Linked DNA regions of Mus musculus: region 2 is linked to region 1. The links are chromatin loops, found by intact Hi-C in ENCODE. Cell type or tissue: heart. All regions are shown on one strand. Each heading gives the region's core, and the rest is flanking DNA. Links, peaks and the distances in the headings are about the cores only. Region 1 overlaps Adamts3 (a disintegrin-like and metallopeptidase (reprolysin type) with thrombospondin type 1 motif, 3). Region 2 overlaps Adamts3 (a disintegrin-like and metallopeptidase (reprolysin type) with thrombospondin type 1 motif, 3).

Region 1 (4,397 bases), core at 324-4,323:
CTTACTATAGGCTAACGGAAACCCAAAGTATTGAACTCACTATGTACTGACATATAAGAGAGCTGGTCAACAATACAATGGCATTTAAAGAAAATAACAGAGACCAAAGAGCCCAGAAAATGTGTCCTATACAGAATGACTTGGGAGATACAGTGATTAAAGATAGAAGACATTAAATTTCTCAGATCACATTGCTTCAAAAATCCCTCAATGGCTACCAACTTGAGGATAGCAAGGGACAAAATAAGGTGAGTAGCTGGTGATGCCACTGGGGACCATGATAGGGTCCTAGCTTGCACTGCCACAAGGGGCCACGTCTGTAGCAGCATGGTGCCACCGAAGGCCAGGATGGCATCCCTGGTCTGGGCTGCTGCCCTGGGCACATGTTGATGTCTGAAGGCTGTGCAGAATTGGCCTCAGCCTTCACCTGAGCATCATGGGAGAGCAAGAGAGCAAATGAACCTTCCCTCCCCCAATTCCAGGGGTTTCAGGTGAGCCAGCCCCAAGGATATAAGATATAAGCATTGGAGAGAGGGCCCTACCTTTTGTCCCCCCTGCAGTGGTGTGGATGAGGGAGAGATACCCTCCTCCTGCCTCTCCCCTCACCTCCTGCTACAGGCAGAAGACCTGGCCTTGGGGTCGTGAGAACAGGAGAATTGTCCTTGCCCTTCACCAGCTACAGCGCGCAGCAGACTTGGTCTTGTATCCTGCTTGATCAGCACAGTAGAGCTGACCCTGACAGTGGGGGTGGAGGCAAGCTAGAATGAGAAATGAGAGCATGGGAGAGCTGACCCCCACTTGTCTGCCCTAGTATGGTGACATGGGTGAGGGAGAGATGTCCCCCATTTCACTCCTTGCTATCTATAGCAGGCAGGAGAGCTGGCTCTGGAGACATCAAAGTGGGATAGCTGGCCCTGCCCTTCATCTTGGTAGCTCAGTAGAGCTGCCCCTGGGTGTGGGGGTTGCAGGTGAGCTAGCACTAGGGTTTGATGCCCTCCTCCTCCTCCTCCTCCTCCTCCTCCTCCTCCTCCTCCTCCTCCTCCTCCTCCTCCATTCTCTCATCCCATGACATCTATAGCAGGCAAAAGAGCTAGCTCTCTGGGTCATGAGAATGGGAGAACTGTCCCTGTCCCTCACTGCTCACTGGCAACAACATTCAGGAGAGTGGGCCCTGTACCTCACCTAGGCAGAGGGTAGAGCTGACCCTGGTTTTAGGGGTTGCTGGAGAGCCTGCCCTGAGGGTTTGAAAGTGGGAGAGCCAAAGGGATGACCAGCTCACATACCTCCTCAGGCCCAGATCCAGGGCTTGGAATTGGCCTAACCCATTGATGAACTGCTGGAGAGCACGAAGGAACCAGTCCTACAGAGCCAAAACTACAGGATCTCCATAACACAGGGAAACAACAGGATATCTGAGAGGAGTCCCAGGAGCCAGAGGCCTTGTACTAGACCAGAAAGTCATTGCAATGAACATTTGCAGGCAAGGGAGAATGGAAAAAAAGATACTGTGGGACATACTATGACACAATGAGATTTTTTTTTCTCAGTTGGGGTGGGGTCCTGTGGGGTTGCAGGGGTGGAGAGCAGGTTAGGGGAGGGGAAGATGCAGTTGGATTTCCGTGTATGATGAGAAATTCACAAAGAACCAATAAAAAGTTTTTTAAAAAAATTAATCAAAGGAGGAGCAATATTTTCACAGTAGCAGAAACTAGTCTTCCAATAAGAAAAACCAACAATAGCAGTCTATCCTGGGCAAAGACCTGCATCTTCACCGTGTTGCTTCTCAAAGATCCAGAAAGTTGACTCCTATGTATAACTCACTTTTAATCCATGCTTAGTAACATGTCAGCTCCCCATCTCCTGATGCGCGTCAGTGCTACAGGTACAGTGTTGTCACACCGCGACACACACAGGGCAAGAGCACTAGGAGGAAGAATGAGCCAGGTTCTCTGGGGTCATAGGTTCTGGGTTCTGGTTCCTGCCTTCCCACAGTAAGCTCAGGGACTTTAGAGTGGCTACCTAACCACTCTGGACCTCAAGTTTCTCGGTGAAAACTTGTATCCATAATTGCTCTGCCTGCCTCATAGACAGGTTGCTCAAATCAAGCAGGATGACACACCTCCATCCTCTGCCAAATGCCAAATCCTTTCCAAACCCATCGGCCTGTATATGGGGAGGTTTTGTGAAAACCCATAGCCACGACCCACCTTCTCTCTCTCTCAAAAAAAAAAAGCTTTAATTTGAATTTGTTCCATGTCAATCAAGTGGAAGGTGAAATTCATAATTATCAAGAAAATTACTGGAAAAAAAAGTCATTGCCTTGTAGTTTGTCTCAGAGGTGGTAGAGATCTGTCAGCAGATGGCACTGTGCACCTCTTGATAGGAGAGACGGACCAGTTGTCTGTTCCCTACACCTCCAAAGCACCTACACCCCCAGCTGGCTAGTGGGCCTTCTCCTGTTTACTCACAAATAAAACAGCTCCCACTAAGCTAAACAGAAGTTTCAAAAGAGCATGAGGAGAATCTTATTTTGAATGACTACTTATCTGAATCTTAAAAGCAAAGCAAAAATATTGGCAAATTTTTATTTTGAGTTTGTGTGTAATCCGGTTATAGTAGTCCATAAGAGGCCTAAAGGCCCACCCCTATCAGCTGCCTATGTTTACCATGCAACCAACACAGTATAGAAGGAACTAAGGGTGTGTCAGACTGAATTCCCAACTTCACCCAATCAGAGGGGACTAAAATAATGTTGGTAAAGACGATAGTTTTAAGATGTTGTACTGACAAAGAAAGCATATGTCCCCAAGTAAAAGCAGCACCATCAGGATCCACTTGCAACACTTAACATCGTGTATACCTTTCTAGATGCCAGACATTGTTGTTCATATGTCAGCCTGTACTGAATCAAGTAACCCTTGAGACACTCACAGATATAATCTTTACTTTACAGATGAGGACATTGAAACCCAGAGTTGTTAATTTTCCCAGTGCCACAGTCACAGAGCAAGCTGAGGGCAACATTCGTTTGTTTTGGTTATCTTCTTCCAGATGAATTTTAAAGAAAGGTGAAGATAGATTTATTACAAATAACAATTTCTTTTTTTCATCAAAACAATGGTGCACTAAAAGTACTGGAAAAATCAAGGCCAGAAAAAGGTGAATGAAAAAAATAAGGTGTGGCGTCAAGTCAGTGTTGGGCATAAGAAAAGCACTAAGTGTAGATGTTGCTATAAGCCATGCATTTGACACAAGAAATACTGATCACAATGTCACTCGTAGTGCCAACCTACTGGGCTCTGGATATGTTCAATGAGGAGTTCAGGGTCGAGCCCAGAGTTCTCATTAAATGACCTGAAAGAAAGGGTAAACAGAATATTAATTCAATTTTCAGATGGCCTTGACTTTGATGAAGTTGCCAATGATATAAAGAGGGCAAAAAAGGCAAAAATCCAACCAAGTATCTCTTTCCTTGAAAAAAAAAAAATTCCTTCCAGGTTTGTTCCCGGTCAGAACAATTTCTCCAGGGCATTCCCCTGGCAGGACAGTCTGACCTTTGTCTGACTAGCTGATGAACAGCTCTGTCTGGCTTCAACAAAGAGACACTCATTTTTCTTCCAGGTGAATTGGGTCTTGAGAGGCAGTGTGGTAGAATGATTAGGAACATGGGCCCTGTCACCTACCTGCCTAGCTAGGGTTTTAGCTATGTGACCCTGGGCATGTGATTTCATCATCTTTGCCTCAGTTTCACATTGGTAAAAATGAATTGCCACAGTATTGTATTCACAGTGTTATCGAAGGGAACACATGAGTCTATATGGAAACAGAGATTAAGATGGCACTTGGCATATATATATATGTTAGGCACAATTACTGTCATTTGCTCAGAGAAGCAGATAAATAGTTCAGATATGTGAATTTTTAAAGAGATCTTTGCATGTCAAGACAGCCAGGGTACTTCTGGCCAAACATGAAAAAATTCTGAATTGATCTATGAAGAATTATCATTCTCCACAATTGTGTCTCACGGAGCTAAACATGCCAAACAGTCACACCCACTTTTCCTCTGGGGCGTCCTGATACTCAGAATAGACAGGTGTCCTGTAACCAAGTCTATTTGTCTCTCAACTCCAACCTAACATTACTAGTCGCTATAATGCTATGTAAGACTCTAATTGTTTATAATACTCTCATCAGACTTTGATAAGTGCCCCGATATCCAAGTAGTGGGGAACTAAACAGTAAATAAGTTTGAATTAGCTCTGACCAGACATGTATTCTAATGGGAGAAACACGGGCCTTAAAGCATGGAGAATATAAATGTGAGAAGAAACGAACAGCATTGTGGATGAGGGTCGGTGGTAGACAGCTTGCGTAGAATGCATGAGTCTCTGGGT
Region 2 (4,397 bases), core at 223-4,222, 100 kb after region 1:
AATTTTAAATCACCAGTAACAGTATTGGGCATTGACATTGTACTAGACATTTACATTAGCCGGGCAAGGCGCTAGGAATGAAAGGTCTGTGAGGATCTCCCAAGTAATTCAACCTAAACTGTTGGTAATGACCAAGAGTAAAAAGTACCAACCTGACAGTTCGTGAGATGTGAATTCCCACAACGGTACAAAAACAAAAAGAGGCTCTATGAAGTGACAAGCCAGGAACCCATGAGCCAGCGAAGAGAGAAAGTCTTACATCTTATTAGAGTTTAAACTGTGTGACCTTTATCCTTGGAATTTTAGGGGTGTGTGTAGATGGGTGTGACTGAGAGTCGTCAAGGAGCCATGCACACAGGAAGGCTTACCAGCGTCCTCGAAGCACTGGGCTTTCAAGGCATGCCAAGCACCCCACAGAGGTACTGGGAGGTGATGGTGTGTGTATCAGACAGAAAACCACTGGCCCGCAAGAGGTCTACAATCTCATTCAGAAGAAAGAGGAAGTAAACAAACAAATGTTTGTGTTCATGACCGTAATGGTACTGAAGTGATCCTGCCCCCCCCTGCCCCCTGGAGACGTAAGAATGGTCTCCAGAGTATTTTCTACCTATGAAATACTTGCAGAAAAGGTCTGAAGGATCAAAAGGAGCCAACCGTGTAGAAGAAAACACTAGTGATGGGGACAGCAAGAAGAGGACACGAGTTCACTAATTCCAACGAGAACAAGAAGGTCAAAGAGGCTAAACAGAGTCAACCAAGTCAGGGGCAAAGACACAGCTGACCAGGTCGGGAAGAACAGTCAACCAGGTAGGGAAGAAGGTCCAGGAAGGTGGGCCAGAGGCTGCTCTCAGCCATTGCCTTGGAACAACTAATGAGGAGTCAGGTTTTACTCTAATGGTGATGAGATCGGGGGTGGAGAGAGAAAAGACAAGTGATCACTGGCATCTAAGTAAGAGACGTGATGATGAAGTTCTATCGCTACCACAGTACAGGGCAGTTCTGGATAACGGTATGCCATAGGCTTCCAAAGGTTAGAAAGATTTTGAAAGTTCTTATAAAAACAACTAGTACTAGGACACAGATATGCTTACACTGATCTGAACATAACATTATACATGCATGCATCAAAACATGGCTTCGTCCCCATGTTTAGAATTTGATGCATCTAGAGAATAATTTCTAGAAAGAATAAGATCCAACGGGAACACATTTTCCTTTCCTTGGGTGCAATAACTTTATCTTACACCCACTCCATCTCTCCAGGAGCATTTCCTTATCGATCTCTTATTGATCTCTCTCATATTATTTTACATAATAATGTAATATAAATTACAATAATAATGTACTACCCACACTCTATCAGCCTTTGTCCCTTCTCTGTGTACATCCTTGAGTGTCATCTATCATAGAAAAGGGTGTGTGTGCCTTTAGCCCAGAGAGACAAAGTTTCAAGTCTCACCCCCACCAGTTCCAAGCTTATGATCACACACAGGTAGGATATACAACCCCTCCAAAGCTACTTCCACGTTTGTTGATGAAAGATGGTGGTATTTCAACATCCCTGGCACAATGAAGGTTCTTGAATGCTGTTTCAGGGTTGTATTTTATTTTGTTTCCATTTCTCTCTCCAGAAATAAAACTTGCTTCTCTCTTCAATTTTCCATAATTGCCTAACCCAGAAGAGTCATCCTTAGTCACCCCAACCTCTTCAGACTCAATGGTTAAGTGCTCAGTCCGCAGCTGTGAACTCCTACCCACCTCCCAGCTTTGTGCCTTGCCATTAACATTGCAGCCCTGCACCTCGAGAACCTGCACATTGCCCTTTTAAAGGCCAAACGTGCAGGACTCTTCAGAACGACAAATCATAATACCCCAAATTCCTGCTCAAACACAAATATCTTTAAAGGTATAAGAAAGTATGCACACATTTTCCAGTCCTCAAGCCCTGCTCTTTTTTAAGGTACTTTACAACTTTACTAAAAATTATCCCCATGGCTCTCGTTCATACTTTGATCTCGGTGACTCAATTATATTAAGGGGCTCTCCTCAATATGGAGTAAGTATTCATTTACAAAGTCATTATCTAAATACAAAAATCCTTATAAACTATATCACCAAAGCTTCAATAAGGCCACAGGGAAGTATACGTTCTTCAAATACTAATGCTTCAAAGAGATCATCACAGATCAAACTAATAACGTTAAAACTGAGACGCATTTGAGCAAACCAACAACAAAAAATCATAACCTGCTTGACGTGGTTCACAGCTTATTTTTCAAATTCATGTCACGTGATTCATGCTTCAATTTGCCATCCCCATTGCATCTCATTTTTCATATTTAGGGAAGAATCTCCTTCCTGGGTTTCAGGAAAAAGATCACATGGCATCTTTATGGCCAGGAATAATAATAACTGATGAGTTGTTCAGAATGTCTCTTATACAACTTGCTTATGTATAATTATAAATCATACTACAATCATAATCAATTATAGATCATTATGTACTTAACAGGTTAGCACTCTTGCGCCCCCTGGTGGAATCACGAATGAATATTGTGTTTGTTTTTCTCAATAAAGGTAAAAAATATATTTTTATTTTAATTTTATTTTAATGTATATCTATTCAGATATACATTTAAAAGACACGGTAACATGGACCTAGGGAAAAACCAAATACTACCATTCTGCCAATGGAACATAGCAACAAAATGACTCCTTAACAACATTCTGCTGTATTCATAGATCAATGCCTTGTTCAGACATTGTCAGAGAAGCATCCTCCTATAGAGGATGGCAACAAATACAGACACTCACAACTGAACAATGTGCAGAGTGAGAGACCCTGAAACACTAAGTTTGAAACTGGGTGTCTCCATAAAATCTCTCCCCGTGGGGCACAGAGAACTCTTTGGAAGAGGGGACAGAATGATTCTAGCAGCCAGTGGATTTAGAGAGCACCAAGGAAACAAGGCCTTCTAGACACTACAGGACTTCTGTACACAGGAACTCCCAGAGACTGTGGCAGCAGGCACAGGACCTGCAGGGCTCTGAGCTAGATGGGGTCCCCAGCACCAAGAGGAAGTAGACGCAAGCCCCATCCCTAACACCGGAGCTATCTCCTACTGATAACTGCTTACAAATGAAAAGTCTGTTTTCTCCAACAGAGTTCCACTGGGTATGCAAACCATACTTAAAGTCAGACACCATACCCAGCAGCAGGAGGCTAACACAAAATGAACTCAATGGTATTTTTGGAGGTGTTTTGTTTTGTTTGGTTGGTTGGTTTTGGTTTTGTTTGTTTGGGTTTTGGTTTTGTCTTATAATGCTTCGTCTTGATTTTTTTTTTAACCTTACAGGTCTTTTGCTTATACAGTCTAGTTTCTGATTTTGTTGTTAGGGGTTTTCTCTGTGTGTAAATGTGTGTATCTCTGCATCTATATGTGTTTCTTGCTTTTTCTTTGACTCTTTCCCCGCTGTGTTTGTATACTTTGTCCTATTCTAATCTGTTTCCTTTTACTTTATCTTATTTTATTTTTATCATTATTTTGTAAATACCTGTTTATTTTCTAATGAGTAATAGAGAGAGGATGTGGATTTGGGTGGGTGGGGAAGTGTTGGGAAGAGGGAACACCATAATCGGGATATATCATATGAAAGACATCTATTTTTCAATTAAAAAAAAAAAAAGGACACGGAACAGCTAATCAGTCAATAATGTAGCCAAAGAGGCTTGTGAAACCTGATACAAAGAGACTATACTATACTGAAATGTTTTGAATCACAACACCAACCCAAAGAAATAATGTGGTAAGGCTAGTTCCCAGCAGCAGACGATCCATTTCCTCCATTCCCGAGGTTGACAGCAGTGATTTATGGGACTTATGGGACTTAATGAGATAGTACACACTAAGGGCCTTACACAGCATCTGGGACCTACCTGACCGTTAATAAAACCAGCTTCCCTCCTGTCTCCCTGGCATCTGGCCCTTAGCCCCCTAGAAACACAGAATTTATGTGTATGTGTGAGCCTATATGAATGTATATGTGCCACATACATGCCCAATGAAGCAAGAGAAAGTATCAGATCTACTGAGACTAGAATACAGCCACCCACTGTGGGACCTGAGAACTGAACTGTGGTCTTCTGCAAAAGGGGGAAGTACTCTTAATCAACAAGCTACCTCTCCAGCCCCAGCACCAAAGACTTCCCCCAGTGTTCTCTACTTTAAGTTACATTTCAAAGCAAACGTAAAGTCACATGAAACAAGTGTTTATTTTAAAACTTATATTCAGCTTCTTAAGTAAGTACTATATAGCAAAATGATTTTGCAATTTGGGGTTGGTGAACTTCTAGTGATAGCTGAGACTCATTCTTTTAAAGGTATTCTTTGAGATCC

Evidence for each region. A loop is a pair of places that touch in the nucleus more often than their neighbours do. Peaks named below come from ENCODE experiments on the same cell type or tissue, not always from the same donor. Only the 100,000 strongest peaks of a DNase experiment are listed, where the experiment ranks them.
Region 2: a loop joins it to region 1, with 11 times the contacts of the local background. A loop is called at or near these places in 17 of 42 quality-filtered maps.

Annotation. Positions count from the first base shown.
Region 1 is chr5:89,712,387-89,716,783 of GRCm38, forward strand. All of the region lies in intron 5 of Adamts3 (a disintegrin-like and metallopeptidase (reprolysin type) with thrombospondin type 1 motif, 3), which reads right to left. Among named protein-coding and RNA genes, the nearest start is that of Gm7056, 98 kb to the left of the region's middle. In heart, for the core only: a CTCF peak has its summit at 2,342 (motif pointing right); no DNase peak of the experiment used is centred there.
Region 2 is chr5:89,817,195-89,821,591 of GRCm38, forward strand. The region is part of intron 3 of Adamts3 (a disintegrin-like and metallopeptidase (reprolysin type) with thrombospondin type 1 motif, 3); the gene reads right to left. Among named protein-coding and RNA genes, the nearest start is that of Gm25758, 9.5 kb to the right of the region's middle. In heart, for the core only: a CTCF peak has its summit at 2,531 (motif pointing left); no DNase peak of the experiment used is centred there.